5 separate regions of the Mus musculus genome follow, and all the other regions are linked to region 1. A link is a loop called in an ENCODE intact Hi-C map of the cell type or tissue named here. Cell type or tissue: heart. All regions are shown on one strand. Links, peaks and the distances in the headings refer to the core of each region. The heading gives the core; the rest is flanking DNA. Region 1 has its middle 36 kb from the start of Ptp4a2. Region 2 overlaps Col16a1 (collagen, type XVI, alpha 1). Region 3 holds the start of 1700108I11Rik (a long non-coding RNA gene). Region 4 has its middle 4.3 kb from the start of Tmem39b. Region 5 holds the start of Spocd1.

Region 1 (5,776 bases), core at 479-5,478:
TTGTCCGACCTGGCTTTGGGACCCATCTCTGCCTTTTGGTTGCTTGTGTGCACTTAAGTGAGGTGTTCTTTTGAAGCTAGCTTTCTCACTCATGGAGATAAAGGAGTGGCTCTCACGGTGACCTCAGGTCACCGTGTGCTTGTGTATGCGTTTGGGGTGCCATTCACAGCATGCCCAGTGCATTTTATCAAGCACCTACTTCACAAAGCTCCTATGTGGACTGAGATGTCTCCCTTCTGGCAACTAGCTCAGATGGGCAATAAACACTAGCTGCTATTATTAGGTGTTTTGCATGCAGAAGTACTTCTGTTTGAGAATGAGGAAGGCCTTCAGGGGAGGTGCTAAGGGCTATTTGAGGGGTGCTAAGCTGGATTTGAGAGCCCGCTGGGGGAGGGGGCAGCACAGAGGAGCACTTCCTTATGAGGCTCTGGGATTAATCCTCAGCACTGAGAAGGGAGGGAGGGAAGGAGGAAAGAAGGAAGGAAGACTGTGGAAAGGTATGAGGGCCATTCTCTTAGAGGTATCAGAATTCACTTTGGCAGCAAGGAGAATAAATGTTTAAATGTTTGGGGAGAAAAGAAGGGACAGGTATCTGTGTGACCAAATGAGACAGTCGGATGCAGCTCGGCCCTGTCCTCAGGGCATTACTGGACCCCTGCCAGCAGTGGGGAATCCCAAAAGCCTCTCTGACTGGCTGCAGAAGGAAGCAGACATCTCCTGTGGAGAGAAAGGGAAGTTGCTGTCTGGTGGCGCTGGTGACTGGGGCCACACAGGCCTGAGGACAGAGATTCTGTGGGGGGGGTAATGGAGCTGGCAAAGCCACAGCCTGAAGCTAGCACAGGGCTGTCTGGCCAAGGGAGGAGCTGGGCTGCCTGCCTTCTCTTCCCTGCAAAGTCAATGAGGCTGGTTAAATGGCCTCTTTCTAGATTCTGGGAATCTGGAATGTGCCCTTCAATAGGTCATCTCTAAGGACCACAGGGCTCTATGCCACTTCCAGAACTCTGGTCTGTGAGTGAGATGAGGTGGCACATGCCATCCTAGTGTGTGGGGAGGCAGAGACAGGGGACTCAAGATCAAGTCTAACCTGGCCAACATAACTAAACATTTTGTCGTGAGGTTCCACGTGACCAGTGTGTAGGGTTGTGAGAGGGACCCGAGGCAGGCTGTCTCCTTTCTGGGAACTCTAGCTGTACTCTGTGTACTCCTTCAGGTCCACCCTTGGCTCCTCTTGGCTCTAGTCTGTGTCTGGTTCTGTCAGGATGTGTCACCAACAGGCCCCTTTACCCTCTGGTTAAACTCAGCCAATGAGAGGAGAGTTTGAGGCAAGAGGTGCCAGAGGGCTTCCCCTTTCATTGCTCTTCCTTCCCAGGCTGGAATGGGCCTTGATTGACAGTCACTGGCCTTCCTGAGCAGGCCCTCTCTCCCTCAGGGATCAGGTAACCAGCTCCCCTATCCCCTCAGGCCTCAGGGTAGTGACAGTTCCTCAGCTGTTTGTAGCCTCGGGTCACCGCACCACCCCTTCTGAGTTCCCCCACACCCACCCACACTGTTGTGAATAAACCCTCTTCAAATTATTCTAATTTGAGTGCACCATCTGTTTTCAGTTGGGACCCTGACTGATACATTTGCCAAATAAGGATTCTTTTGGTTGTTAGGGAGGGAGAAAAGAAGAGGGAGGCAGAGAGAGAAATATATATATATGCCTCATATACCTGATCTTGAGCCATAAACTTTAGACAAGTCTATCCAACAGTTGAGGCTTGAGTTTAGGAACAAGCTCCTAGGCCAACAGAGTGTCCCCCATCCTTTGGCTCTAGTCGCCTGATTTGCTTTGTCTTCTCCTGGTGGCACAGGTTTAACATCTTTAGTGGCTTCAGAATCTGAGACAGGAGGATTACAAGTTCAAGACCAGCCTAGGCAACTGAGTAAGACTCTGTCTCAAAATAAAAAGGTAAAAAGAAAGCTGGGTGGTGGTGGAGCAGACCTTTGATTCCAGCGCTGGGCGGAGCTCTGAGTTGGAGGCCAGCCTGGTCTACAGAGCGAGTTTCAGGACAGCCAGGACTACACAGAGAAACAGTGTCTCAGGAAAACCAAAAAGAAAATGTGAAAAGAGGGCTGGGGCTCAGCTCAGTGATAGATAGCAAGCATCGGGTTCTGAGTTTGATTCCCAGTAACCCCCCCCCCCAAAAAAAAAGCAAACCAAACTAAACTTCCAGGCTTCTCATCTATTTGGCAGGAGTCCCAAGTCCATTTCCAAACTGATTAAGATAAAGCTGAAAGGTGCTGGAGAGATGGCTCAGCAGTTAAGAGGATCTGGGTTTAATTCTCAACACCCACATAGTGGTTCACAAACATCTAGAAGTCCAGTTCTAGGAGATCCAATGACCTCTTCTGGCTGCTGTGGGCACTAGGCATACCTGTGGAGCACAGACTCACATGCAGGCAAAACACCTATACACATAGAAATAATTACAACTAGGGCTGGAGAGATGGTTCAGTGGTTAAGAGCACTGACTGCTCTTCTGAAGGTTCTGAGTTCAAATCCCAGCAACCACATGGTGGCTCACAACCATCAGTAATGAGATCTGCCGCCCTCTTCTGGTGTGTCTGAAAACAGCTACAATGTACTTAGATATAATAATAAATAAATCTTAAAAAAAAAAATACAACTAAGCTGGGGGTTGTGGCACACGCCTTTAATCCCAGCACTCCGGAAGCAGAGGCAGGCAGATTTCTGAGTTCGAGGCCACCCTGGTCTACAGAGTGAGTTCCAGGACAGCCAGGGCTACAGAAAGAAACCCTGTCTTGAAAAAAACAAAACAAAACAAAATGAAACAAGATTTTTATTTGTCTTAGTTAAGGTTGCTATTGTGCTGATAGAACACCATGACCAAAGCAACTCAGGGAGGAAAAGGCAGAGACAGATGGATCTCTATGAGTGTGAGGCCAGCCTTGTCTACATAGATAAGATAGCTCTGACTCCAGGAAAGAGCTATGGAATAGAGAGATCCTGTCTCAAAAGACAAACAACATCATCAACAACAAAAAAATGTACTTTATTTTGTGTATATAAATGCTTTGCCTGCATGTGTGTGTGGTATACTATATGCATGCCTGGTACCCAGAAAGCCCAGAATAGGGTATCGGATCTCCTGGAATTGTGATCCTGAGCCAGCATGTGGGTGTTGGGAATCCTCCAGGGAACCTGGAGGAGCAGCCTGTGCTCTTAACCACTGAGCCATCTCTCCAGTCCACACAAAGGTAACGATTTCATGATTAGAATGACTGTGTCTTCTTGCAACCTGCTTTCTACTGTCCACACCCCTGACCACCAGACCTCTTTACTAGTCAAGAAAGCTGTCTTTTTTTTTTTTCTCTTAATGGTTATTAAAGAGCATCTAGGAGCCCCTGCTTTCTAGCAGATAATGTTCACACTGGCTTGCAGCCACTGGGTTTAGTCTAGGTAAAGCAAGACCATGATCTATCTGAGAGCTGGTTTCTGATCTCCTGATGCTGGCTGGCATCAGGCGCTCAGACTGCAGGGATGACAGTCAACGGGAAATCAGCCTTTGAGGATAACCTTGGCTTGTTGGAATACAGGAGTTATTTAGCTAAATGGCACTGAAATATTATTCCCACTAGAGGGCACTGGTGAGCCATTTAGCGTTTCCACCAGGCTCACGGAAACTCTTCCCTGTAAGAAAGGTTACTGCCTGAAGCAACCTCCCAGATGACTAGGCAACCAAGTAAACTCTCCTATTCCAGAAGAGTGATGATGTATCAGAGGAAATCTGGTTAAACACACTACAAGGACAACATAAGAGAAAATAAAATCAAGGTATCTAGCCCCCCTATGTAAATACCTTAGTAATATTTTTCTTTCTTTCTTTCTTTCTTTCTTTCTTTCTTTCTTTCTTTCTTTCTTTCTTTCTTTTTTTTTTCTTTCTTTTTTTTTTTTTTTTTGGTTTTTTGAGACAGGATTTCTCTGTATAGCCCTGGCTGTCCTGGAACTCACTTTGTAGACCAGGCTGGCCTCGAACTCAGAAATCCACCTGCCTCTGCCTCCCGAGTGCTGGGATTAAAGGCATGCGCCACCACGCCCAGCTAGTAATATTTTTCATGTACATTATAGAACCTTCTAACAATATGGGAAAATACACGGAAGAGAAAATCACCTGATGTGTTGTGACCTGAGACTCGCACCAGTCATGGGTTTGACTATCTTTTTGAAACCTGCTTTTTCATTTGGAGACTATGCTGTGGGTTTCTATCCCTGTCAATATCTTTAACATTAGAAGCCTCAGGACAGGTCTTACATATATGCTTCATACTTCTTTTTCTACTCAAGTAGCTCCAAAGACAGAGAAAAATGAATGTTTGGGAGGGCAGGTGCTCTGCGAGGCTGGGTGGGGCTAGAGTGTAAAAACAGGAAGAAGCTATTTGGGTTTTTTTTTTGTTTTTTTTGTTTTTTGTTTTTTAAAAAAGATTTATTTATTATTTTATCTAAGTACACGGTAGCTGTCTTCAGATGCACCAGAAGAGGACGTCAGATCTCATTACGGATGGTTGTGAGCCACCATGTGGTTGCTGGGATTTGAACTCAGGACCTTTGGAAGAGCAGTCGGTGCTCTTAACCGCTGAGCCATCTCTCCAGCCCGGAAGCTATTTGTTATGTTACATTTTTTACCTTAAATCTTTTTTTCAGACAAACGCTATGTTCTACAACATAACATCTTGAGTTCCAGTTCATGCTTATTTTTATTTAAAAATACTGTGGCCTGGGATGGCAAGATGGCTTAAGCCATACCTGGTGTCCTGAGTTTGATCCCCTGAACCCGTACAGTGGAAGACAGAAGTGCAGTCTGGAAAGTCATCCTGTGACTATTGCGTGCATACAGAGACATGTGGGTGCCCCGTCACCCCACCAGACATGCACGGGCACACACAAAGCATATTTATGTATGTGTGTGTGTGTGTGTGTGTGTGTGTGTGCATATATATATATATATATACACACACACACACACACACACACACACACACACATATATATATATATATATATATATATATATATATATATATATAGTATCTAGATCTCACTATGTAGACCTAGCTGTCTTGGAGTGCACAGAGATCTGCCTGCCTTTGTCTCATGAGTGCAGAAACTAAGATGTGCTTCTATGCCTGACATTTTTTTTTTTTTTTTTTTTTGGTTTTTCGAGACAGGGTTTCTCTGTGTAGCCCTGGCTGTCCTGGAACTCACTTTGTAGACCAGGATGGCCTCGAACTCAGAAATCCGCCTGCCTCTGCCTTCCGAGTGCTGGGATCAAAGGCATGCGCCACCACTCCCAGCGCCTGACATATTTTTTTTAATTTGTATTAATGTTTATCTATTTATAATATTTATTGGCTTTTGAGACACAAGCTCTCTACATAGCCCTGGCTGTCCTAGGACTTGCTATGTGGACCAGGCTGGCCTCAAACGCAGAGAAATCTGCCTGCCATTCTCTCTGGAGTGCTGGGATTAAAGGCGTGCCTAACTATTTATTTTAATTTTATGTGTATGAGTTATTTTGTTTTGTATTGATTTCTTTTGAGACAGGGTTTCTCTGTGTAGTTTTGGATTTCCTGGAGCTCACTCTGTAGACCAGGCTGGCCTCAAAATCAGAGATCCACCTGCCTCTGCCTCCCAAGCACTGGGATTAAAGGTGTGCACTGTCATGCCAGGCTGTTTTTTGTTTTTAAAAAATGTGAGCCAGGTGGTGGTGGTGGC
Region 2 (5,776 bases), core at 414-5,413, 300 kb after region 1:
TCGGGTAGCATGATGATGCTGTAGAAGAGGGAAAGGGGGTCCTTCCCCAAGGAGGATCAGGGGAGGATGGAGCTGTGCCAGGTCCACGGAGCAGGAGGTCATGGGTGGGTCCTGGCAGGGACAGCATTGGTTTCCTGAGGGTTCAGGACACATGGAAGGAGAGGTGAATGGTGGGCATTCCAGAGAGAGGAAATAGCCATGCCCAGGCTCGAGGGTGCGACCCAACAGAGCGTGTTCAGGGTACAGCAGTCTGCACAGAGCGAAAGCATAGCGGAGGGAGCAGGGAGAGGGGTGTGAAGCAGGGAAGGGTGGCTGGTGATAGATTACAGGATGCCTGTAAACCCAGCCTCAGTGGGAAGCGTATGCCTCATTCATTAGACAGAGGGGAGCCCCGGAAGGCTTTTGAGCCAGCGAGTGACACAGTCAGAGCTGGACCTACACAAGAGAGATTAGCTCATAATTTTTGGCCAGATTGCTGTAGGCCAGGAGGTAGCAGGATTAGTTAGCGGGCTGGTTCCAGGGAACTGAAGGGCCAGGTGGAGAGGACACCCCTACCTCGTGCTCTGCCCACCCCCAGGGCCTCACTCCTCATGTTTCTGAGTGACTGATTCTGTTACTTTGCGTCCCCAGGGCCCACCAGGATCTGAAGGCCTTCCAGGTCCCCAAGGTCCAGCGGTGAGTGCCGGGCACGGGGTGGGGTGGGGTGGGGTGGGGTGGAGAGTGGGGGTGGGGGTGGGGGAGTGCCCTGGCCTCTCCCTGCGGCCCAAGAGACAGGAAGACTGGGTTCTCATCTGCATTCTCCTCTGTGGCAACAGGGTCCCCGAGGAGAGCGAGGCCCCCAGGGGAGCTCTGGAGAGAAGGGTGACCAGGTGAGCATTGTCTGGGAGGTTGAGGGGACTTCACCTGCTGCCCATCTAGGACAGACTGGAGGACAAGGACAAAGCTTGCAGACTTGAGGCTACCCCAGCCTGTTCCTCTTTCCACCAAGTGTCCAAGAAGGGGGGGCTGACCTCCTCATTTCTTCCCTTAGGGATTTCAAGGCCAGCCAGGCTTCCCAGGCCCACCGGTGAGTAAAGACACAGAAGTTCCCTGTAAGGCGGTCCCACTGGGAGGAGCAGGGCCTGCCGGATGAAGATGGACCTGGGCCAGGGAGGTAGGGGGTGGGAGAAACAGTCCAAGTGGCTGTGATAGATTTCAGGAGCCAGGTAACCACGGAGGGTCAGGCAGATAGATGGCGCCCACCAAGAAGGTAGGGGGAAGAAGCCCCGCCTCCAGCCCTGCCCACTTCTTCATTGACACAGGGTCCTCCAGGATTCCCAGGCAAAGCTGGAGCTCCTGGCCCACCTGGCCCCCAAGCAGAGAAGGTGAGCCGAACCCCACTTCTGCCAAAGCCAAGCAGCTGTTGCCACTGTTGAGAAAATTCACAGACAAGTCCATCTTTGTCAGGCTGTGCTCACCAACGGATGGCTCTGTGGATGGTCCCACGCCCTCTCCTAATCCTCCCTTCCCTACCCCCCTGCTCAGCCTTTGAGTAGCCTGGGCTCCCATTTGCCAGGAGACTGGCATAAACAAGGTGGGGGTAGAGGCACAGGACTGGTAGAGGCGGGTAACTAGACTGTGACAGGCCAGCTTCAGCCAGCTTCATTTCTCAAGGGGAAGCAGAGGGGGCAAGGAGCCAGGGAACGAATGAAACTGGGACCCCTTGAATGGAGGCATACCTGGAGGAGGGGTTGCCTCTCTCTGTAGGTTGTCCTCAAGGGCCCCGAAGACACAGGGTCACCTGTGATTTTGTGATAATCTTGGGACAGCAGCCTTGGAACTCTGCAGGACTGACTCTAGAACTACAGTGATAAGCTAGGCACATAGCCCTGCTGCAGTTTGGAGGTGACGTCCCTGGCTCAGCAGAAGCTGGGGCTCCCTTATGTACTGGGTAGGAGCTGGGGGAGACCCCAGGCTTAATTTCTAAGCATTGGATGGAGGAGGCATCCACAGGGCGCTGTGGTTTCTGGGAGCCTCTCTTCTCTGAAGCCACACATTAGCCTCTCACTGTACAATGAGGAAAAGAAAACAGTTGGAAGACCCAAAAGTTAGGGAGCCATCCAGGGCACACACTGTCTTAGCATCAGAGATGAGTGTCCCTCTGCCGCCTCCCCAGGCTTGTGCCCATCAGACGTAGGTGGACCTATGGTGGCTGTCAGCTCCCTCTCATGCCTGCCTTCCCAGTGAAGGATGGAGGTGGTAGCCAAGTCCTGCTTAGGCTGGTCATTGCAGAGAATCCCACACTGCTGGATAGAGGTGCTTCATCTCAACTCTCAGCGAGGCTGACATTGGCTAGAACTGTGCTGACCCCTCCTGGTCAATGGCGGTATTGCAACACCCCCGACTTTCTGCCCTGTAGCTGTGTCTGTCCATTGCCGCAGAGCTTCTCCGCTGCCCAGGGGAAACAGCAACCTTTCCTTAAGCATCTTACCTCTCAGTCCACACTCCTATTCTCCTCCCCAATTCCCTGCTTTGGGCTTTCCATGGCTATATGGCTGTTTGCAGGTGGTTTTACAGTCCCTGAGCCTTTTATTAGACAAAAGTTTGCGTGCAACCTCATAGAGTACAGACACAAGTGAGGAAGCTCTGGATAAGACCTGGAAGAAGGTTCTGGAATCTTATCCTCTGGCCCAGAAACCTAGTTTATGCTCCCAGGGTCAAGGATCAAGGGTCCCCCACCAACTCCCAGGGTGCTGAGAAGCGATGTCAAAGCCACTGGTCTGTTTCTTGACTATGTGCCACATGTTACGTGGGGCCCCTCCAGGTCCAGTGCCCACCTCCCCAGCCTCATCTCCCAGTCCATCTACCCTAAGGGCCCTGACACCCAGGTCACAGGCATGGGACCACTTCCAAATCTCTCTCTCCTAGGTCCCCTCTAGCTTCCCTCCTGCCTCATCCCAGGGACTCATCTTCAGAGTCCACCATCTGGTGACACTCCTGTGACATTTTCCCTAAGGCCTGGCCACCATGGGCCTCCACCCCAATCCCTGAGATCTGCAGCTCCATCCTTGAAAAGCTGATGTGGTGTTTCACTGCAGGCATGTGGCCCTCAGGGACCATGAGACCCTGGAGTACAGGAATCTCCTCACCTTTCCCACTTTGAGGCATGAAAGCCCACACACAATATAAATTAAACACACACACACATACACACACACACACATGTACCGGCCTCTGGGACAACCCTGAGAAGGGGCTGGTTTAAGCAAGTTCTCACTCCCCATAGAGCCGTGAGGGAAAGGGGCCTTGGTGGGTGAGGACACAGGTTCTTAGGGAGACTGTGTGGAATACATTAGTTAGTCAACGTAGAACCAGGACAGGAAGCCAGATGTCCTGACTCCCAGGGACCCCCTAGCATCCCTGGCCCTGACTTCATTGGGTGTTCCTGTTTCAGGGCAGTGAAGGGATTCGAGGTCCCTCAGGCTTGCCTGGGTCCCCTGGGCCACCCGGCCCTCCCGGGATTCAGGTGAGTGTGTGGCCTCTGGGCCCGATGGCATGTGGGATGGAGTACCTGTGTGAGTGTGTGTGCATGTTGTGGTAACAGTGTGAGTTGGGTAAGAGGTGGAGCCAACCATGGGGCTGGGTCAGACTTCCCTCCTCCTAAGCTCGAGAGCAGCATCTAGCCACGCCTTTCTCGTGCGCAGGGCCCTGCTGGGCTGGACGGACTGGACGGGAAGGACGGCAAGCCTGGCCTGAGGGTAAGATGGGGCTGGATGGGAGGCAGGAGCCCTCCCTGCTGATGAGGTGAGCTGGAGTCGCCCTTTAATCAGGGTATCCAAGTCTCCTCCCGGCTGGCCTCAGACTCCCCTGAGTCTCTCATGCCTCCTAATAGACTTAGCCAGGTTAAGTGAATTGGATGGTGACAGAGATACCACTTAGATCCCGAAACCTGGACAGCTGGAGGAAGTAGGCTGTATTCTGGAAAGAATAAGGTTGTAATCATGACAGGCCTAAGCAGGCTCTGGCTCCTTGGTTGAGATTTTTCTGGGCAATCAGAGAAATGGGAACATGGCAAAGCGGGGGGGGGGGGGGGGGTTGTGGAGCTATCAAGGTCATTTCCCATCCTTAACAAAAAGAAACCAAACCAAGGCCCACAGAGGGGCTGGGACTCGTTCACAGTCCCCAGTCAGTCAGAGGCTGAGCCAGACTGGGATTTTTTCCCTCTGTCCCATCTAAGGTTCCCAGCAAATCCTGGGGATGGAGATTCAGAAGCAGAGTGGGGCGGAGAGTGGGTGTGGTCAGGGCTGAATCAAACCTCCTCAATGCTTCCTTTTCTTTCCCTAGGGGGACCCAGGTCCTGCTGGCCCTCCCGGACTCATGGGACCTCCAGTAAGTTGAGCTGAAGGAAGGAGCCGGGAGCTCTGAGCCCCCCTCCCGGCTCTCCTCGGAGCCTCCATGTCCTCATGCTATGGTTGCAATAGACTCTACTGATATAGCCTGCGCAGGAAGGTGTGGGGGCATCTCGGGTATCAGATCTCGGGCACCACATCTCCCTGCTTTTCCTTCCAGGGCTTCAAGGGGAAAACAGGTCATCCTGGCCTCCCTGGGCCTAAGGTAAGAAGGAGGACTTCAGCTCAACAGACTTCCCCGGTCTCTTCAGACCCAACGCCTGAGTTGGGCAGCCCAGCCTGGGTTTAAACTGCCTGCCACCTGACCCCTGGCTGAGCTGCTACTCCAGGCCTGGCTTCCTGAGGCCACCAGGGCCCAGCAGACTGGGTCGGGATGCTGACACCCACCAGCTTGAAGAGTATCAGAGGTCCTCTGGCCAAAGCCAGAGCAAGATGTCAGAGCTCCCTTGATCCAGGGTCAATGTGGGGGTGGGGATACCAAGCCAAACTGCCACCTCTCTCTTTTAGGGTGACTGTGGAAAACCCGGTCCTCCTGGCAGCAGTGGCCGGCCAGGGGCAGAGGTAAGGACTGGGGTTCTGTGGTCATGCGGCCTGGGGCTCCACTAAGTCTGAGATGTAGCCTCTCTGCTGCATTATCTTCCCATTTTCTGCATTAGAGTGGCTGACTTCTCTCCTTGGCCTTCTGGTGTGAAATTTCGCCCGCTCCCCGGCCCCCCATCTTGACAGTTATAACTGGTCCCCTCCCTAAGAGCACCATTGGACAACCACCCAAAAGGCAGGCCTGGCCTTTAAGGCTAGAGTCTAAAGCTCAGAGCTCTGTCCAGCCCTCCATGGCACCACCACAAGCTCTGCTCATCTCTCCCCTGAAAGTAGCCACGGATGTGCAGGTGAGTGAGTTTCTGTGTCACCTCTTTCTTTCTGATCCTGCAGGGTGAGCCCGGTGCCATGGGACCCCAGGGACGACCAGGACCCCCAGGGCATCTTGTGAGTTAAACTGTTTTTGTCTCTGCTTCTATGAACTAGGATGTCACTGAGGGGGATGTGGTAAGCTCGTGGTGGCCACAGGAGCCCCAGCCGTGCGGAGATGCCAGGGCTTTGGACTCATCTAATTAAGTGGCTTTTGCTTTCCAACGCCTTTTGGATTTTCCGGGCACATGCATGTTTGCTTACCAGACACGAGCCATTCAGTCAGTCAATAAGCAATTATTGACCATCTGTTCCAAACCAGGGCCACAGCACAGAGCCACATAGACAAGGGCCCTTGTCCCATGGGACCTCCCCGCAAGCACAGGAAACAAGGGAATAGGAAAGGTTCAAGGGATGGGGTGATGTTACAGGGGAGAACTGGGTAGGGCCTTAAGGCAGCGTTTCTCAACTTGTGGGTCACG
Region 3 (5,776 bases), core at 318-5,317, 66 kb after region 1:
GAAACTATGTAGGCTTTCAGCTAGGGAGAGCTAACTAGAAGTGTTATTCTAGACATAGCACACGTCAGTAAGCTCTACAGCTCTTTGCTACATGATAGTGTGCTGTTCTTATGTTTTCAGAAAAAGAAGAGGAGCATTCAATTCCAAACAGCTGCTTTACTTGGAGAAGTACCGACCTAAGATGCGGTTACGCTTCAGAGATACCAATGGGCACTGCTGTGTTCAGTAGAAGTAGAAGCAGGCTGGCTGGATCGTGGCATTAGAGGGAACTCTTGGTACCTGGAAATGTGAATCTGGATTCTTACCTGTGTCATCAGAGTAGTAATGGATTCAGTACTCCTCAACTCCTAATGATTGAGAAGAAGGCAAACGATAAAGAAATCCCTCTATTACACGAATAAAATGTTTAAGAAAAGAAAAAAGAAAGGAAAGGGGATTAATTTAGTGAAAGATGATTTTGCTCCTAGTTTTGATTTCTGCCAGGATTGAATTATTTCAAAATCTCCTGTGTTTTTTAAGCTTTTTCAAAATAGATGTCTGAGGAAAACCAGCAGAATATTAACCAGTGTGGAGCCAGTTGTTGGGAGCACACACTTCCATTATGCTTGGCACATAGGTCTCCTTGTGGTGGGTGGGATCTGGGGGAGGTAGATTTTCCTCATCTCTCTTCCTGCCTCCCTCCCATCTCCTGATCCACATAGATGGAATAGAAAGCAGCCTTTGTTGCTGTAGATGTGCGTGTGTCTGGCAGCCTTAAGCCCACCTGGGCACTTTTAGGGAAAAAAAAAAAAAAACAAAAAAAACCAACAAAAAAATAAATAAAAATAAAAGCAAAGAAAAGGCAGTGGCGCATATATTCTGTGGTCCAGGCTGTTTCTAGTCTATTGATGATGGATGCTTATATTAGTTTTTTTTTTTAACCCCCTTGTGCCCCTGATCTACCATTAGGGTGTGAGAGGTAGCCAGGAACCTTTGGTTTTATAAATGGTGACGAAATGACATCCTAAACAGAGTCTTTCTCCTGTAATTTAGCTGAGAGAATTCTTTTTCCCAACAGTGAAACAAGTGGGCCTCCTAGAAACTTTATTGCAGAGATGACTGGAGGCCATTGGTGTTTCCAGGAGAGCTAGCATGTTTCTACAAGTGTAGGACTGGATTGTGGATCTGCTATCTAACAATGTCATGGAAAAGTGGTATCTTAAAATTTTAGGACCGATTTCAGAAATAGTCAAAGGAGCAACAGAACATTCATTGTATTTTGGTCTTGAGAAATGCCTATAGTTTTCCAAATTATTCTTGTACAGTTTTATTTGTACAGTTCAGTGTAACCACCTATCATCTTGTTAACACTAGATTCTTCTGAGATTCAAAAAGAAAAATCACTGTCAGAGCTAGCCTTGCCTAGTGAGTCTGTGTCCACAGGCTGTAACAGGGTGGAAGAGCAACAGTAGGCAGCCCAGGGAGCAGCATGTGCTCACGGCATCATGTGGCAGTGGTGTGGGGTCTCTGCTCAGTGTGTTGATACAGAAAAGCTGTTTTTCCTTGTTTGCAGAAGTTGACCAGACAAAGCAAATGGAGGGGCACCTCTGTGTACCCTCTTCACCTAAGTGTTTATAACCAGCAGTACCCTGCTACAAGCCTTGGGTGCAGCCATCACTGGATTTTGATCGTCAGGCCAGCAGGATGGATGACATCTCATTGATAGTACCCAGATGTTGGTGGCTTTCTGAGTTGCCTGTTTACTGTTGATGCAATTGTTTTGATTTTTAACTAAATGCAAATACCTTCCTGCCTCATCCCAGAAAATGAAAAATAATGCTTTTGACACTGTTTCTAGAATTTTAAAGTTGAAAAATGATGATATAATCCAGAAATTGTTACTTCGGAGCATGACAATAGATTTCTTTAACAAAGACTCAAGATCAAATTTCTTACCTAAAAGTTTAGGTTAACTGTTGACTCCTCAAGGGTTTTGATCAATATCACCCAAACCTTTTCCACTTGACATGCTAGAATTTTGGTGTGTGTGTGTGTGTGTGTGTATTTGTTCACGAGCACAATAGCTCCCATGGGGGTCTGCACATGCAGGTGTCCACCAGCATAGCCTGCCTGAGATAGTGTCATTCCTGGTTCTGGGGAGAAGGGTGTGTGAAGGAGAATAAAGCAGCCCTTTGTCTTAAAGAAGACTAATGTTAATTGTTCTCAGAACTGGACGTTTTTTTTCCCCCCATCAAAATTAAAACTCTTTCTTTTGGATTTAATGAAGTATTGCTAACTGAAGCCAGTTTGACTTGTGAGAGAGGTTAGACTGACAGAAGGTGTGCAGCCTGATTTACAACCAAACCCTGAACCCTTTTGAAGAACAATAAAACATATTTTACATGCTTTTTGTGAATTTCTTCCCCACTCCTAAACAGTTCATGTTTGCTCTCCTTTCTCTGCTTGGCATTCTCAAGGTCTGATTTGTGTCCCATTATTAATGGATACGTTAGAGAGGTGAAGTGAGAGGTATTTAGTAAGTATGTACTTGACCAATCTCATTCTAAGGAATTCATTTTTGTTATAGGTTTGCATAATGTATTACAACTTAGATTTAAATAAACCTTTTTGGGGGAGTGGGGTGGGTTGGGGAGGGGAGGGGGCTTTGCAAGACAGGGTTTCTCTGTGTAGCTCTTTCTGTCCTGGAACTCACTTTGTAGACCAGGCTGGCCTCCAACTCAGAGATCCATCTTGCTCAGAGATCCATCTTGCTCAGCCTTCTCCTGAGTGTGGGATTAAATACCTGTGCTACCACTGCCCAGCTCTTTTTACACTTTTTTTTTTTTCTTTTCTTTTCTGGTTTTTCAAGACAGGGTTTCTCTGTGAGGTCTTTAAAGTGGAGAATTAGCTGCTTTAATGTATCATAGAATTTCTCTTTAGTCACTGGTAAACTAGATAAATTTAAGCAGGACTTCAACCTAAAGAAAACAAAGTTTTAGTGGGTACAATGAGAATTTTGGTTTCTTTAAGAACAAATGTGTCAGGAATGTTTAATCCCCTATGTGGGACTTGGAGCTGCTTTAGAGTGTCCGCAACAGCTGGTTGTGATTTGCTTCATGCTCCAGCAGGGGAGCAATTACACCAGCTGCAGGTGGTTTCTGCATGTGTTTGACATTCGCAGTTCTAGGGACTCTTTGAAAGGATATATATGGTAGATCCAATCAACCACTTTTGCTATTTGTCAAGTGGTTGTGGGTAAAGAAATGAAAAGAAATTGGATATCCTGACTGGAACAAACTTGCACCAAGGAACTTGGTGCCTCAATGCCCTCTTTTCCCTAGTGTTAGGGGCTTGGAAGGTAGAGTTGGGGGTGGAGGGAGAAGGGTGATAATGAAAGGAATCCACCAGGCAGTGGTGGCGCATGCCTTTAATCCCAGCACTTGGGAGGCAGAGGCAGGTACATTTCTGAGTTTGAGGCCAGCCAGGGCTACAAAGAGAAACCTGTCTCGAAAAACCAAAAAAAAAAAAAAAAAAAAAACCAAAACAAAAACCATAAAGTAGCCAAAAGTCTGGCTACAGATAGAGACTGGGTGTGATGCTAGCCTAAGTACTTTGGTCCTGTCTAGGTTAGACAGGACCAGGGAGTTCAAAGCTACCCTGGGCTTTATGGCAAGAGCCAGTCCATCTTGGTGAGCAGTTACAACGGACAGCTTTGTGCTGTGCTACTTAGGCGCCGTGGGTCACATTGCTTGGTTTTAACCTTGTGCCTTGCATTAGCCCTCTTAACTTCTGTGGTTGGTTATGATCATTACTCTTGGCTCTAAATGGCATGCTTTGTCTTTTCACTCTGGCTGAACTTGGTTTTGGTTCAGCTCCTCTGATATTGTGTATCTGACCATGCCGATGCATCTAAAGTTTCATGGCCTTGTGTCAACCTTAGTGCTCTTTCCAACTTGCCACATCTGCCTCATTTAGCTCTTTTTCTTTGGGGGTTCTTACTTCTTTAATGCCTTCCTTACTTTAGTTCTAATTGGTTTTTAAACCCAGAAACAAGGAACCTGGAAAACAGCTCAGCGGGTAAAAAGGCTGAGCTCATCCCTGGAGCCCGTGCTTGAGAGAGAGAGCTGGATGCTACGGATAGTTGTCATCCCAGCACTCCTGAGGAGAGAGAGCGAGCAGAGCCAGCTTGTGATAGTGCTGGATGGTCTCAACAATGACAGCTGAAAGCTGTCCTCTCACTGTCACAGTGTGCCCTGGCCAGTGTGTCCCAGCGCTCACACCAAAGCTTTGAAAGAAGCTTGCCAGGTTACACCTTACCCAGCCATCTCTGGTGGGCACGCAATGCCACTGTCTTAGTTACTACTACCAACATACCCAGTGTAAAGGGTCCCATTCTATAGTATTTCTAAGATTTAGAAAAGAAAAATTTGATGTGTGTGTGCCACATGTGTGCAGGTATCCATGGAAACCAAGAGACAGAATTGGATCCCCTGGAACTACTGCTGAAGAAACGTGGGCCCTCTGCAGAACCTGCAAAAGCACTCACACCGCCAACCAACTCTCCAGCCACCTCCCTTTTATTTTTTTAATTTTAAGGCAAGCATTTCCATCTTCTTAAATCTCATCCCTTATTTGATTAAAGGTTCAAATTTAAGTGCCTTTTTCTGATACCCTTTTCATTAACTTTTCTACATAATTCCCACCAACTTATAAACATACTATTTATTGCATGATAAGAGTCAGAGCTGAGGCTGGCAAGATGGCTCAGTGGTTAAGAGCGCCGACTGCTCTTTCGAAGGTCCAGAGTTCAAATCTCAGCAACCACGTGGTGGCTCACAACTATCCGTAACGAAATCTGATGCCCTCTTTTGGAGTGTCTGAAGACAGCTACAGTGTACTTACATATAATAAATCTTTAAAAAAAAAAAGCTGGAGTTGGTGGTATAAACCTTTAATCTTGGCATTATTTGGATAGCAGAGGTCGGAAGATCACTTGAGTTTAAGACCACCCTGGTCTGTGAAGTGAGTTCCAAGGTAGCCATGGCTTTGTAGAGAGAACCTGTCTTTATTTGGTTTGAGGAGTTGGCAAGATGGCCACCATGCCTGAGTTTGATCCTTGGAGCCTGTGCTGTAACACACAAGTGTGTACACATACAAAAGACAAATCGTTTTGATTTCACATCTACCTTGTTCTGACACAGAAACACACCCTGTACTGGGAATTGAACACTACAGTTAAATTTCTCTTTAATTTACAGTAAAACTAAACTTACATTCTCCTTTGAGTCTGTTCCAGCATAGATTGTTTTGTGGTTTGGGTTTTTTATTTTTGAAACAGGGTCTCTATAGGCTGGTCTATAACTTCTTATGTAGACCAGACGTCTTATTTGGGATTTTTATCCTCCGGCCCCTTTTAAGTGCTGGATTTCAGGCATGCACTGCCCTCTCTGTCTCCCAGTGAGAATTTTTATTTCATTGGGATTACTCCTATAAAGACCACCAGAAGTTCTGTTGCACTTAGTTTAGTGGTGGGTTCTCCTAGTGTTGGATTTGTCTACCTGGTGGGATTGATGCCACTGAAGTCTTCATTGAGCTGGGCAGTTGTGCTGCATGCCTTTCATCCCAGCACCCAGAAGACACAGGCAGGCAGCAGATCTCTTCGAGTTTGAGAACAGCCTGGTTTACAACAGCCAGGGCCTCAACACAGAAACAAACAAGCATTGTGACTTAATAATGGTTCCTCAGATGCGTGCAGCTAAAGTTCCTGGGCCTGACATGATGAGTGGGCTTCATGTGA
Region 4 (5,776 bases), core at 299-5,298, 84 kb before region 1:
TCTTACCCACTGAGCCATCAAGCCAGCCCTGCTGTTGTTTTGTTTGACAAGTTTTCACTGTGTAGCCCTGGCTGTCCTGAAACTCACTTTGTAAACTAGGCTGGCCTCGAAAGGAGAGACCCACCAGCCTCTAACTCCCAAGTGCTAGGATTAAATGCGAGCACCACGACCATGACACCGGCTCCTCACAAGCAATTTTAATTGTCTGGTGACTTCACAGGTTATCATAATGCTTGACACATATTAATCAAACAAATTAGAAGATATTTATAGATTTTACAGATTTTAAATTATAAGGGCAGACAGACATGAAAATTAGTAAATTCTGTAGTATATTAGCCCCTAGTAGTATATTAGAAGAGAAAGCAGGATGAAAGGAAAAACGGGAGTGTCCAGATGCAGGTTTAAATAGGATGGGGAAAGAAAGCAGGCTTCCTTGAAATGAGTCAGAGGAAGTATCTGGGGGAGAGGGAAGATTCTAGACAGAGGAATAATGCAAGGACATTCAGCCTGATATGTTTAAGAAGTAAAAAGGAGGGTAAGTAATGTGGGGATGACAACTGCATCCATCAGCCTGGCCAATAGGCAAGCATGCAGGCATTTTCTTAATGACTGATGTGGGAGGGCTCAGCCCACTGTGGGTAGTGCCACCTCTCCGCATGGCCTCTGCTTCAGTTTCTGACTCCAGATTCCTGCTGACTTCTCTTCATGAGAAACCATAACTTTACAATGAAAGAAATCGCTTTACCATGCTACTCTTGGTCCTGGTGGTTTTTGTTTGTTTGTTTCAAGACAGGGTTTCTCTGTGTAGCCCTGGCTGTCCTGGAACTCACTCTACAGACCTCAAACTCAGAAATCCACCTGCCTCTGCCTCCCAAGTGCTGGGATTAAAGGCGTGTGCCACCATGCCTGGCTGGTCCTGGTGTTTATCATAGCAATAGAAACCTAACTAGGATACAGGAGGAGATCCTGTCGCTGGTCTCAGAGGGCACTGGCACCTCACCTCACACACACAGTAACACAGAAAATTGCCAGAGAGATGGCTCACTGGTTAGCACAACTTAGCAGAGTCTAGAGGACCCAAACCCAATTCCCAACACCCATACACAGCAGGTCACAAGGGTCTGTGCATCCAGTATAGGGGATTTGATGCTCTCCTCCAGTCTCTGTGAGCGCCAAACATACACCAAAGCCGGGCCATCTGCGGGAATGTGGGTGACACCTAGCCATATTTTCAGTTACTGCTATATCCTGGGGACAGAGATAACAAATTGCTACACCTGAATGAAGAAACAGGATGTTTTGAACGATCCCTTTTAGCAGTAGGCAGAGGATAGTATGAAAACAACTTCCTAGGAGGGGTCAGACCTGGTTTCTGAGATGAGTAAGTTTTGTTGAATGGTCCAGTGTCTGTTGGAAGGCCCTGGGATTAATCTCTAGCATGGTCTTTTGTTGGTTTGTAAAGTGTGTTTGTACCATACGGGATGAAACATCTCTTGAATCTGGTAACTGCCTGTGGAGTTGGTAATGTTTATGAATCTACAGTGTAAAAAATACGAACATCGTACATAGCGAATTCCCAGGAAATATTTACTGAATTGACTTGGCATACCTACAACTCAGTGTAAGACAGCAAGGGCACCCATGGGTCCAACCGGCTTTGTTATGACCGCTTGCTGGACATCCATTGTTTCCAATAAGAAAGATGATTCTCCCCTGGGAAATCTGCCTCCCTCAGTCCATTTGTGGCTGAGTCTTCTTGAAGTTCCAGTGGGCAAATGATTGAGAAGTCAAAGCACTCCAACAGCCCTGCAACTCCAGACAAGTGGCTGGCTCGAGGGGAGGGGGAATTAGTGATCTAAGTGAGGTAAAATGAGATGTTTTCATAGTATATACACTACAGCTATCAAGAAAGAAATCTTGAGATTTCCTTGTGATGGCTGATGAAAGCAAAGGCTTTGAAGAAATGTCACCTGCAGCCACCCCAGCTGCCAAGTGATTTGGTCTCCCAAAGACATTTTAGATGATTAATATAAGACCATTCAAGGGTGTTCTTGTTCTAATCTCTTGGGTCACTTTCATTCTTTGTGTGGTTAGCCCTTCCATACATCAGCCCTCATACCTATGTTCTTGTCAAACTTCACATTTTATGTTTTACAGAGATAATAACAAAGCAAGCCACTGGGAAGCTTTTTGAGATTGGGTTTCACTCATTAGTCCTGGCTGGCCTCCAACCTCAGAAATCTAGCCTCTGCTGGGATTAAAAGTTTCTGCCGCAATGGCCAGCCTGAACACTGAGCTAAACTAAGCAAAGGCCTCATGATTTTTTGTTTTTCTTTTTTTTAATAATCTAGTTTTATTTATTATATGTAAGTACACTGTAGCTGTCTTCAGACATACCAGAAGAGGGCATCGTATCTCACTATAGATGGTTGTGAGCCACCATGTGGTTGCTGGGATTTGAACTCAGGACCTCTGGAAGAACAGTCAGTGCTCTTAACCACTGAGCCATCTAGCCAGTTTGAGGTCCCATGTTGTTTTGACAGGCCTGTAGTCTGAAGGGGCAGGACACAGCACAATGCTTCCTCCCCCCCCCCCAAACAGGGTTTCTCTGTAGCCCTGGCTATCCTGGAACTCACTTTGTAGACCAGGCTGGCGTCAAACTCAGAAATCCCCCTGCCTCTGCCTCCCAAGTGCTGGGATTAAAGGCGTGTGCCAACAACCACCCGGCAGCACAATGCTTCAAGTTAGCATTTCCTCCAGAAGAGTCTGGTCGGCTTGAGCATATTTGAGATTAGTTTTGTGAACCGGACACACAACCTGGAATAGCTGGGGAAGAATTTCAAAGAGGCATTTTCTTGATCCGGTTGGCCTATACTATCTTAATTATGTCAACAAAGAGGGAGGACTCATTTAATCACGCCGAGGTTTGGGTCCTGGACTGAGGAGAAAATGAGTGTTACGCATCTGTCCTCTCTGCTCCTGACGGTGGATGTGACTAGCAGCTTCAAGTTACCGCTGCCTTGATTATCATATGGTCTACAATTGGACTGTGAGATAAAATAAACTCATTCCCCGACCTGCTTTTGTTGGGGCATTTTGTATTAATGGTAAATAAAACCAAGACAATAATTGAAGCTAGAAAAACAGATTGGTAAGATGGTAAGATCATTTGAGGATCCTAAATGCTGCAAAGAATTTGATTCCAGGTCTTCAAATCTGTCTGAGAATTAGAATTAATTCCTATTCATTATTGTGGGGACTAGATTGTGGGTAGATTGCAGAGACACAGTGTATGACAATTCCGGTGGCTGTCATTAGGAGTTGGGAGAGTTGCCCCACTTCATTCTCTCAGAGTGGTATGTCAGTCTTATATCTGATCTTACTTCCTTACCATCAACACCCGCCAGAGGGAGCCACATACAAAGAAACAGGAGTTCCCAAAGCAACAGGGACGCGAAACCAGTTTCCTTTTCAGATACGTGCTAAGATTGGGGCGTGTGGCGTAAGACAAAGCAAGATGACCAGGCAGGTGTACAGTCTAAACTCGTGTCTGTGTGTCTTAGGCCCTAACACCCATGAACTCTGACTCTAAATTATTACCCAACTAGAATCCCTGGTGCTATCCACATAGTCTAGCTAGGTGCTTGGGGCAGCCACCGTGGTGCACACCCGACTCCCACACTTGAGAGGTAGAGGCAGGGGGATTTCTGTGTATGAGATCCAGGCTAGGCCAGGCCAGGGCAGAAAGGGAGATGTTATCTTAAAATAATAAAAATTATTAGTAAGAGCTGGAACCTGAGCCAGGATTCAAGGCCAGTCTGAACTAAAGTGGGACACTATCTCAATGTAACATCACCGTACGTGTGCTGAAGTGAAGGCGAGAATATCGTTATGTGGGAGCAGCATCCATGTGGCACTAGGAGTCCAACAGAGGACAGTGGCGGTAGTGTATGCCTGCAGTTCCAGAATTCAGAAAGCAGAAGTTTGACGCCAGACTGGACTACAGGGAGGCTGGGTCCTCAGAAAGCAGCAACAGGATCTAGTTTCTCTAACCAGGATTTACTAGCAAAGGAAGCACAGCATTACAAACACAGAATACTTTCACGTTCTTTATTTTCCACTTACCTGCACTAAGACGAGATTCCTCCAACACCAAGAGATGTTAAAACCAAGGCCCAGAAAACGTCAACTTACCAAAAACCAAACGGCATCTGAGCCCAGAGACGGGCCTGGAAGCATCCTAACAGCTAAGGGCTCAACGAAGGAGAGGCACGCAAGGCACAGCTCCAGCCTCCCCTCCCGAGCTTAGTCCTGGCTGGCGGCCAGGCCTCACACCCACCCTTCCAGAGCCCGTCCTGCCTCCACACTCCCACTCGTCCCCTGAGAGTCCATCACCCTGGCAACGGTGAGAGAAAGGCCCTTTTAAAATATTTATGTCTCAGAGCAGTCCAGAGGCTTGGGGAAAGCTGACGTCATCCTTCTCAGCTTGCAGGTGACTGACAAGCAGGGCAGCTGGGTGGGTTAGCCAAATACCCTAAGTCAGACCTCTCAAGAGAAAGATCCCTAGGATGCTAAGCAGTAACGGAGGTGGATGCTGTGACAGAATTTCTAAAAATAAGCCTGAAAGAAAGGAAGAATGTTGGGGCTGTACTCTGCCCAGCTCTTCAGATTTAAAACGTTTCTCGGGTTCCCCTTCAGTGGGAGAGAAATCGCTTATGGAATAAACACCAAAGGAATGAACTGGAATTGAAGCCAAGATGTTTGACTTCAACTCTGAGCTTCCCTGTAACCGGCTGTGACCCTCAAGCAGCTATCCTGGACCTGGAGGTTATACATGACTTACAATCTCCGAAGAGAAAGGCTGAGGCTAGACCACTGGCCCAGAAGCTAGTAGGTAGAACTAGTCACCGTTCATCGCTTGACCAAGCCTTTATTGAACGCTTCATGCAGAGGCAGATACTTGAAAACTTTAGTACAGAGGGGATGCAGAACAGCCCCACCCTTCAAGAACTTGTGGACAAGTGCTAACAAAGACGAACACAGGCTCAGAGTTTAAAATGCCTTACCTAAAGTAAATGATTCTCAACTTTCCTTCACAGATTACAGAGGGTGACCTTCTTTTCTGGGAGTCCTCTGGAATGTCCAAGGGCACCCAGGCTATAGGTTCCAATAAAGGTGTGACAGTGGGGGGCATATATAGTAGTATGTTCCAGAACATTCTATGGGAAACTAAGCAGAAACAAGAGACCGGGAATAGCACAGGAGCTGAGTGTTCTGACCTGGAGAGCCACACCAGGGATTTAGTCCCTGGTCTTTGGTGTTTCAAGACAGGTTTGTGTAGACCTGGCTGTCCTAGAACTTGCAATGTAGATCAGGCTGGCTTTGAACTCCATCTGTCTCTGCCTCCTGAGTGCGGGGATTAATGGTGTGCGCTACGATGTCTGCTGCCTTTCAACTCTTTAAAGCCATTTATTTGTTTATTTATTTATTCATTCATTTATTGTAAGATAAAGTGAACCCAGGTCCTCTACAAGTGCAAGTGAAGTGATCAAACACCACGTTAAGCCCCAGCCCCTCCTACTAAAATGCCTTGAGTAGGTTGAACGGTTAGCACTGAGCCCCTGAAGCTCTGAGGACTCCATGTGGGACTAAAGACTCCTAAGTAGCAGATCCTGCCTGGCTTTCTGTGAGAAAATCAGATCAAGAGGTGGGGTGAAACACAACTGTTGACTCCTCTCCTGGGTTTCTATGGCCCAGGCCAGCCTCTATACAG
Region 5 (5,776 bases), core at 461-5,460, 140 kb after region 1:
CTCTGCCTCTGGAGGGCTGGGGTCAGAGGTGTGGGCCAACACTGCCCAGCAGAAATAATGTGAATCTTAACAAAAGTAAAAGAGAAGAAAAAAAAGAAATTTAATCCCAGTACTGAGGAAGCAGAGGTAGGTAGGTAGGTCTTTGTGAGTTTAAGAACAGCCTGGTCTACACACTGAGTTTAGGACAATCAGAGCTGCATAGAGACACTCGTCTCAAAACAAACAAACAAACAAACAAACAAATTTTCTATCATATATATTAATTGTGGAACAAGGAAAATACAGAAAGCAAAGGCAGAATGTTAGGAGGAGCCGGCTGCATTGTTTTTCTGTTTGACGTTGTAGAACGCCACTTTGAAAAAGCCTTTGAAAATACTACCTCTCTCCATCTTAACACTCTTAAAATAGCAAGTTGGCCGTGGCCAAATCCGGAAAACACTCTACCCGTGGTGAAGGTTAATGTCACTGGGAGCTGTCACCTGCCCCAGTAGGACGTGACAGAAGACACTTCCCCTCAGTGGCACTCTGAAGAAGGCCGAATGCGGGAGGAAGCCATTAGAGAAACCCCAGCTGATAAGCACTGTGCAAGAGGAGTACGGTCCCCCTCAACAACTGTTCAAGGCTGTGAGAAACAAGGAGTGACAAGGACACCTTAGAACAGGAGATGGCAGAGCCAAGGACACTCCAGTGCCCAAGCTGGAGCCTGGGACCCAAAGGTCACAGGGGATTCAGAGCTTAGCAGACAGCCCTGTGGCCGGCTGCTGAGCTGTAGGGAGTGTTCCTTGATAACACACAGAGCAAATAAGCAGGAGAGCAGGCGAGGCATGCACGGAGATTCTAGAAATATATACATTTGCACCTTTATTTCTTCCCAAGCTGGAAATTACGCTGAAATAAATAAGCTTTTAAGACAAACATTATCCTTGAGTTCCATACTTTAAAAAAAAAAGTATTTTTCGAATGCTTCTTAAAAAGTGGTTTTGAAATATCTAAAGCAGGAATTTAGACACATAAATCCACAATAGTAATGTGAGATTTAAAAATACCCCACGGACATGGGGTATTTTTAACACATGACTGATATTTAAAAATACCCACTGAGGGCCTGGAGATGTGGCTCAATGGGCAGAGTGGTTACCCACCATGCCCGAAACCCTAGCTCCATCCCTAGCATGGCATAAACCACTGTGGTAGTCCACACCTGTGATCCCAGCACCCTGGAAGTGAGAAGATTAAGGCTCCCATTGGTTACTTACTGATTTCTAGGCCAGTCTGAGATTCATGAGGCCAAATCAAATCAAAATTCATAAGAGAGAGAAAGCAATTGACATATTAATTAGATGAAAGATATTTTCAAATATTGCTTCCATTCTCCCATTCCAGTGTGCCTTCCTGCTCTCTTGGGAAGAGGTGAGGTGGAAGTGGCTTCCCAGAATCCCTTGCAACTGGTATTTTATTTGTTGTATCTATTTAATTCGGGGCAGGGTCTTATACACCCAGGCTGGCCTCTGAATTCAAAGGCAGAGGGTGGTGCTGGGCAGACTTCACATTTTACTTTGCTTCTCTCTCTCTCTCTCTCTCTCTCTCTCTCTCTCTCTCTCTCTCTCTCTCTCTCTCTCTGTCTCTCTCTCTTTCCCTTCCTTCTCCCTCCTCCTCCTATTTATTTATTTATTTATTTATTTATTTATTTATTTATTTATTTGTCGTTTTTTTTTTGAGACAGGGTTTCTCTTGTATAGCCCTGGCTGTTCTGGAACTCACTTTGTAGACGAGGCTGGCCTGGAACTCAGAAATCCGCTTGCCTCTGCCTCCCGAGTGCTGGGATTAAAGGTATGGGCCACCATGCCCAATACATTCAATTTTTAAAAATTAAAAAATATTCAAAAACTAAAAACTGGGTGGAGGGGGGAAAGAATAGTAAATAAAGTCACCACATGTGGGATCAATAACTAATTAATCATAAATTATAATATATATAATCAACAACTAATTATACTATTAACAATAAATATAAATAATTAATAGATTAATGGATTATTAAGTGCCATATCACTTGGTTTTTAAATTTTAAGAGCCAAGTGATATGTGCATGGGAGTGTCACCCATAGCTATGAAATCAGGCAAACAAAATCGACCACAAAGAAAAACCCCAAAGTTCCACAGAGTAGAGGGTTGAGAAATGAGAGGAAGTTTAAACTTTTCTATTTCTTGACGTTCTATTCGACTAGAAGGCACATGTGTGTCTAGATATATTGTATGCCAGACAATATTAAAATATCTAATTAGGAAAAATAATCAGATTTGAGTTTAACAATCCCCAGGGGTTTCAGACACCTCCTCCACTCTGTTTACAATCTTAGGCAGCTTTCGGCATCCGGGGGGTCTGCGATTCCTTTGCCCACGCACCCCGCACCCCGCCCGGTCGCGTGGAGGCAGAATGATTGGCACCTCCTCCCAGAAGCCCTCGGCAGGGAGCGAGCGCCTCCTGCTGGACAAGAACGCCAGCACCCCTAGGGAGCCGTTGCTGGGCACCACCAGGTCCTGCCTCCCACCCCTTGGATCCAGGACCATCTTCTCCGCATCACGTGCTTCTTCCCTCAACCCCCCCCCCCGGCCCCCCAGGAGTAGAAGGAGAAGGAGCTGTAGCAGCTCAGATGTAAGCGGTTGGAGCTTTAGGTCGGAGGTCCTAGTGCGTTCAGGGACTGGCTTGATTCAGAGTCCTGTTTATAGGAGTGGGGTATAGATAGGGCTGAGATTTCTGCTCCGTGTGGAGCTGGCTTTTGCATTTCTGGGAGAATCTCCTCTTTTCTGCTCTCTGTGTGCTTTTGGGCAGTCTCTGAACCAGCTAGGGTGAAGCGAGATACCTCATTTCACAGTGTCACTGATAAGTAGTGACTTTTACCCTTTTTCATTTAAGCAGAAAGCTTAAAGGGTAAAAAAGCTCTTGGGAAGCTCAGAGGAGTGGCCCTATCTGGATAGCTTCCCTTCTGCAGACTAGTGCGAGGAGTGGGGGTCGGGGGAGGGAGCATGTCTAGGAGGTGAGTTGGCAAGCCGGGGAGGACTACCCAGTCAGGCTTTCCCTGAGACCTCCCTCTTTTCCACATAGGCCTGTTGACAAGTTTTTAGCCAGGGCTGGTGGACAGAGGACATTGTCTAGGTTCCAGGACTCTCTGTGTGACTTCTTGGCTACTGGAAGCTCCAGAAGTCTTTGTGGTACATCACTGGACTTCCCAGATAGAGTACTGGTCTGTACAGAGGGGCCAGCAGGAATGGAAGAGGCCAGCAGCCCCAGCTTTAGACAAGCCACCACTGTCGAAGGAATGGTTTCCCCAGAGGATCCTACACTCAGCAAAGAGGGGCTCAGTGCAAAGGGCCCGCCCCCATCTCCAGTCCTGCCCCCTTTCCGAAGGAAATGCAGGAAGTGTGGAATCTGTCCCCAGGAGGAGGAAAAGTCAGGTTTTTCCCTGAGGTTTGGTCAAAGACCAGATGGGGACCCTCCCGAGTGTGCTTCTCCAGAGGCCTTTGCAGGTCCCCCAAGGCTTCTTTCTTCTAAGGACACTGAGCCTGGAGAGCCAGGTGGAAGTTGGGTGGAATGTGCTGTAGAAACCGAGGTTGAAAACATGCTCTTTTCTAAGGATGGGGTTGCGCCAGACAGCCTTGATCACCTTTTTGAATTCCCAGGGCTCTTTGGAGGCGAGCCCCTTAGTCTGGTCACCCAGGAGCCTCTTCAGAGTCCAGCACTGTACCCAGAGGTGCTGACTGAGGATTCTACAGATCAGCAGGAAGTACAGCCCGCGTTTGTGGTTGGCAGCCCTGGCACTCCACCTGACCCGGTGGGGCCAGAGGACAAGGCCCAGTCAGGGTCCAGGATGGAGCTGGAACAAGGACTTTCTGCCCCAGCCAATTCCTGTGCTAGCTCCCCAGAGCCCTTGGGTGGGCTCGATGGTGCACCCCTAGAGCAGAGAAGACCTACACATGTGAAGAAGCGGCCTTGGACAAGTCCAGATGACTCAAGCCAGGATCACGCAGAGGGAGCCAGTAAAAAGGATTTTCCCAGACTGGTAAGTTGAAGCTGATAGTTTAGGGTAGGATGGCTGGGTGTGGCACTTAACAGAAGTAAACTCCAGTGTCTCTTATTGAGCGTCTTCTCTCGGACTTGTTCTGTTTGGTTTGTTGGGGACTGAACCCAGGGCCTCACACACGCTAAACAGACACTCTATGACTAAACCGCATCCCCCAAGCCCCTTTTATTTTGATATGGGGTTCTCACTAAGTTGCCTAGGCTGGCTTTGAACTCACTGTAGCCTACAGTAGCTTTGAACTTTTGACTCTAGTGCTTCAGGTTCTCAGTCTCTGGGATTACAGGTGTGTGGCTTACTAAGCCCAGCTTCCCAGATTCTATACATTGAAATTCTAGAGTCAGGAAAGGAAAAAAATAAACGACATTACTGAGTTCCTGTGAGGGCCCATTATCTGTTAGAGGCAGCAAGTCCTGGGTTCAAATCCTGCTCTAGCCTACTTCCTGGAGGAATTGCCTCCCACTATTCTTTAATAACTTTTCTCTCATTCAATAAGATTAATAATATATATAATAAGCTGGGTAAGATGGCAAATGCCTTTGATTCCAGCATTCTGGAGGCAGAAGCAGGTCAAAGGTAGGTCTCTATGCATTTGCGGTCACCCTGGTCTACAAAGTGAGTTCCAGGCCAACCAGGACTACCTGGTGAGACCCTGTCTGAAATAAAAAGGATATACACACCCCTCTTTAATGGGATAATGAGATAGGACATAAAATAAAGTGTCTAGCTCAAGATGGGAGGTAAGTCACTCCACTTCCATTATGTTTGCTTTTTTTTTTTTTTTTTTTGGTTTTTCGAGACAGGGTTTCTCTGTATAGCCCTGGCTGTCCTGGAACTCACTTTGTAGACCAGGCTGGCCTCGAACTCAGAAATCCGCCTGCCTCTGCCACCTGAGTGATGTTTGCTTTTTTTATAGTGTTAGTAATAGTCCCTCAAGACAAGAATTAGCCCACTTTACCAGATGGGGAAACTGAGGCTCGGGGGAATTAACAGACCTCTCCAAGTTCACACAGGGATGGAGTCGGGGCTTCCATCCTTCCGTGTTCTCTCTTGTCACTGTTTCTCTCTGCATTCGTTGTCTGTTTAATTATGATATGAATTTTGTTAATAACCATATCTAATGTCTACAAGCCAGGGGTGGAAGATAGTACTTATTTTTCCCATATAACCGATTGCTTTTATATTTATTGAACGTGTATTATGTGCTAGATGCTTTTGATATAATTATATGAAGCAAAGAAAAGGAAGTGACAGTGGGAACCAAACCCAGGAAGTTTGTCTTGTGTGCTTGCGCATTCAATGTCATCGGCTAAGCTTGTTCAACATGCCAGGTGCTGAGTGTGTTATCTGAGATCTTTGTACAACTTCTGAGGTAAACACTGATGATATATACCCATTGCACTGATTTGGTCACAGAGGCTCCAAGAGATAAAATGACCAGTCAGGGTCAAAGAGCTCATTAGTAACACTGAGACAGGAGGCAATGAGCTGCCTATGTGTTTATCCTTGTTTGTAGGATAATTTTATCCCAACTCTGTGATATTATTCTTGCAAGCATCTATATTTTGGCTTTTGTCGAGATGGTAGGTCAAGGTCCAGGCTATTCTCAAACTTCCAATGTAGCCAAGTCTGGTCTGAATTTCTGACCCTCGACCCTTCAACTCCTGCATGGTGAGATTGCAAGCATGTGTCACTAC

The links. Hi-C counts contacts between places; a loop is a spot of excess contacts. Peaks named below come from ENCODE experiments on the same cell type or tissue, not always from the same donor. Only the 100,000 strongest peaks of a DNase experiment are listed, where the experiment ranks them.
Region 2: it touches region 1 in a loop (5-fold over the local background); 19 of 42 quality-filtered maps call a loop at or near these places.
Region 3: a loop joins it to region 1, with 3 times the contacts of the local background. A loop is called at or near these places in 22 of 42 quality-filtered maps.
Region 4: a loop joins it to region 1, with 5 times the contacts of the local background. A loop is called at or near these places in 18 of 42 quality-filtered maps.
Region 5: a loop joins it to region 1, with 7 times the contacts of the local background. A loop is called at or near these places in 40 of 42 quality-filtered maps.

What each region holds. Positions count from the first base shown.
Region 1 is chr4:129,781,710-129,787,485 of GRCm38, forward strand. No RefSeq gene overlaps it. Among named protein-coding and RNA genes, the nearest start is that of Ptp4a2, 36 kb to the right of the region's middle. In heart, for the core only: a CTCF peak has its summit at 2,610 (motif pointing left); DNase peaks (open chromatin) are centred at 732, 1,322 and 3,602; H3K27ac peaks cover 1,249 bases.
Region 2 is chr4:130,085,189-130,090,964 of GRCm38, forward strand. Col16a1 (collagen, type XVI, alpha 1) reads left to right here. Exons shown (of 70, transcript NM_028266.5): 52 at 631-675; 53 at 816-869; 54 at 1,031-1,066; 55 at 1,302-1,364; 56 at 3,434-3,505; 57 at 3,684-3,737; 58 at 4,324-4,368; 59 at 4,549-4,593; 60 at 4,896-4,949; 61 at 5,319-5,372. Among named protein-coding and RNA genes, the nearest start is that of Gm46871, 8.9 kb to the left of the region's middle. In heart, for the core only: no CTCF peak of the experiment used is centred there; a DNase peak (open chromatin) is centred at 2,343; H3K27ac peaks cover 409 bases; H3K27me3 peaks cover 4,518 bases.
Region 3 is chr4:129,847,594-129,853,369 of GRCm38, forward strand. Ptp4a2 (protein tyrosine phosphatase 4a2) reads left to right here. Exons shown (of 6, transcript NM_008974.4): 6 at 121-2,410. The coding sequence ends at 229. It overlaps 1700108I11Rik (a long non-coding RNA gene), which reads right to left and starts at 5,638. Exons shown (of 2, transcript XR_868199.3): 1 at 5,538-5,638; 2 at 4,910-5,107. In heart, for the core only: a CTCF peak has its summit at 3,116; no DNase peak of the experiment used is centred there.
Region 4 is chr4:129,698,251-129,704,026 of GRCm38, forward strand. It overlaps a transcript of Tmem39b not described here and a transcript of Khdrbs1 not described here. Among named protein-coding and RNA genes, the nearest start is that of Tmem39b, 4.3 kb to the left of the region's middle. In heart, for the core only: CTCF peaks have their summits at 2,404 (motif pointing right) and 3,407 (motif pointing right); DNase peaks (open chromatin) are centred at 3,451 and 4,391; H3K27ac peaks cover 1,368 bases.
Region 5 is chr4:129,926,143-129,931,918 of GRCm38, forward strand. It overlaps Spocd1, which reads left to right and starts at 2,625. Exons shown (of 15, transcript XM_017320505.1): 1 at 2,625-2,656; 2 at 3,107-4,061. The coding sequence starts at 2,655. In heart, for the core only: no CTCF peak of the experiment used is centred there; DNase peaks (open chromatin) are centred at 519 and 2,489; H3K4me3 peaks cover 796 bases; H3K27ac peaks cover 3,053 bases.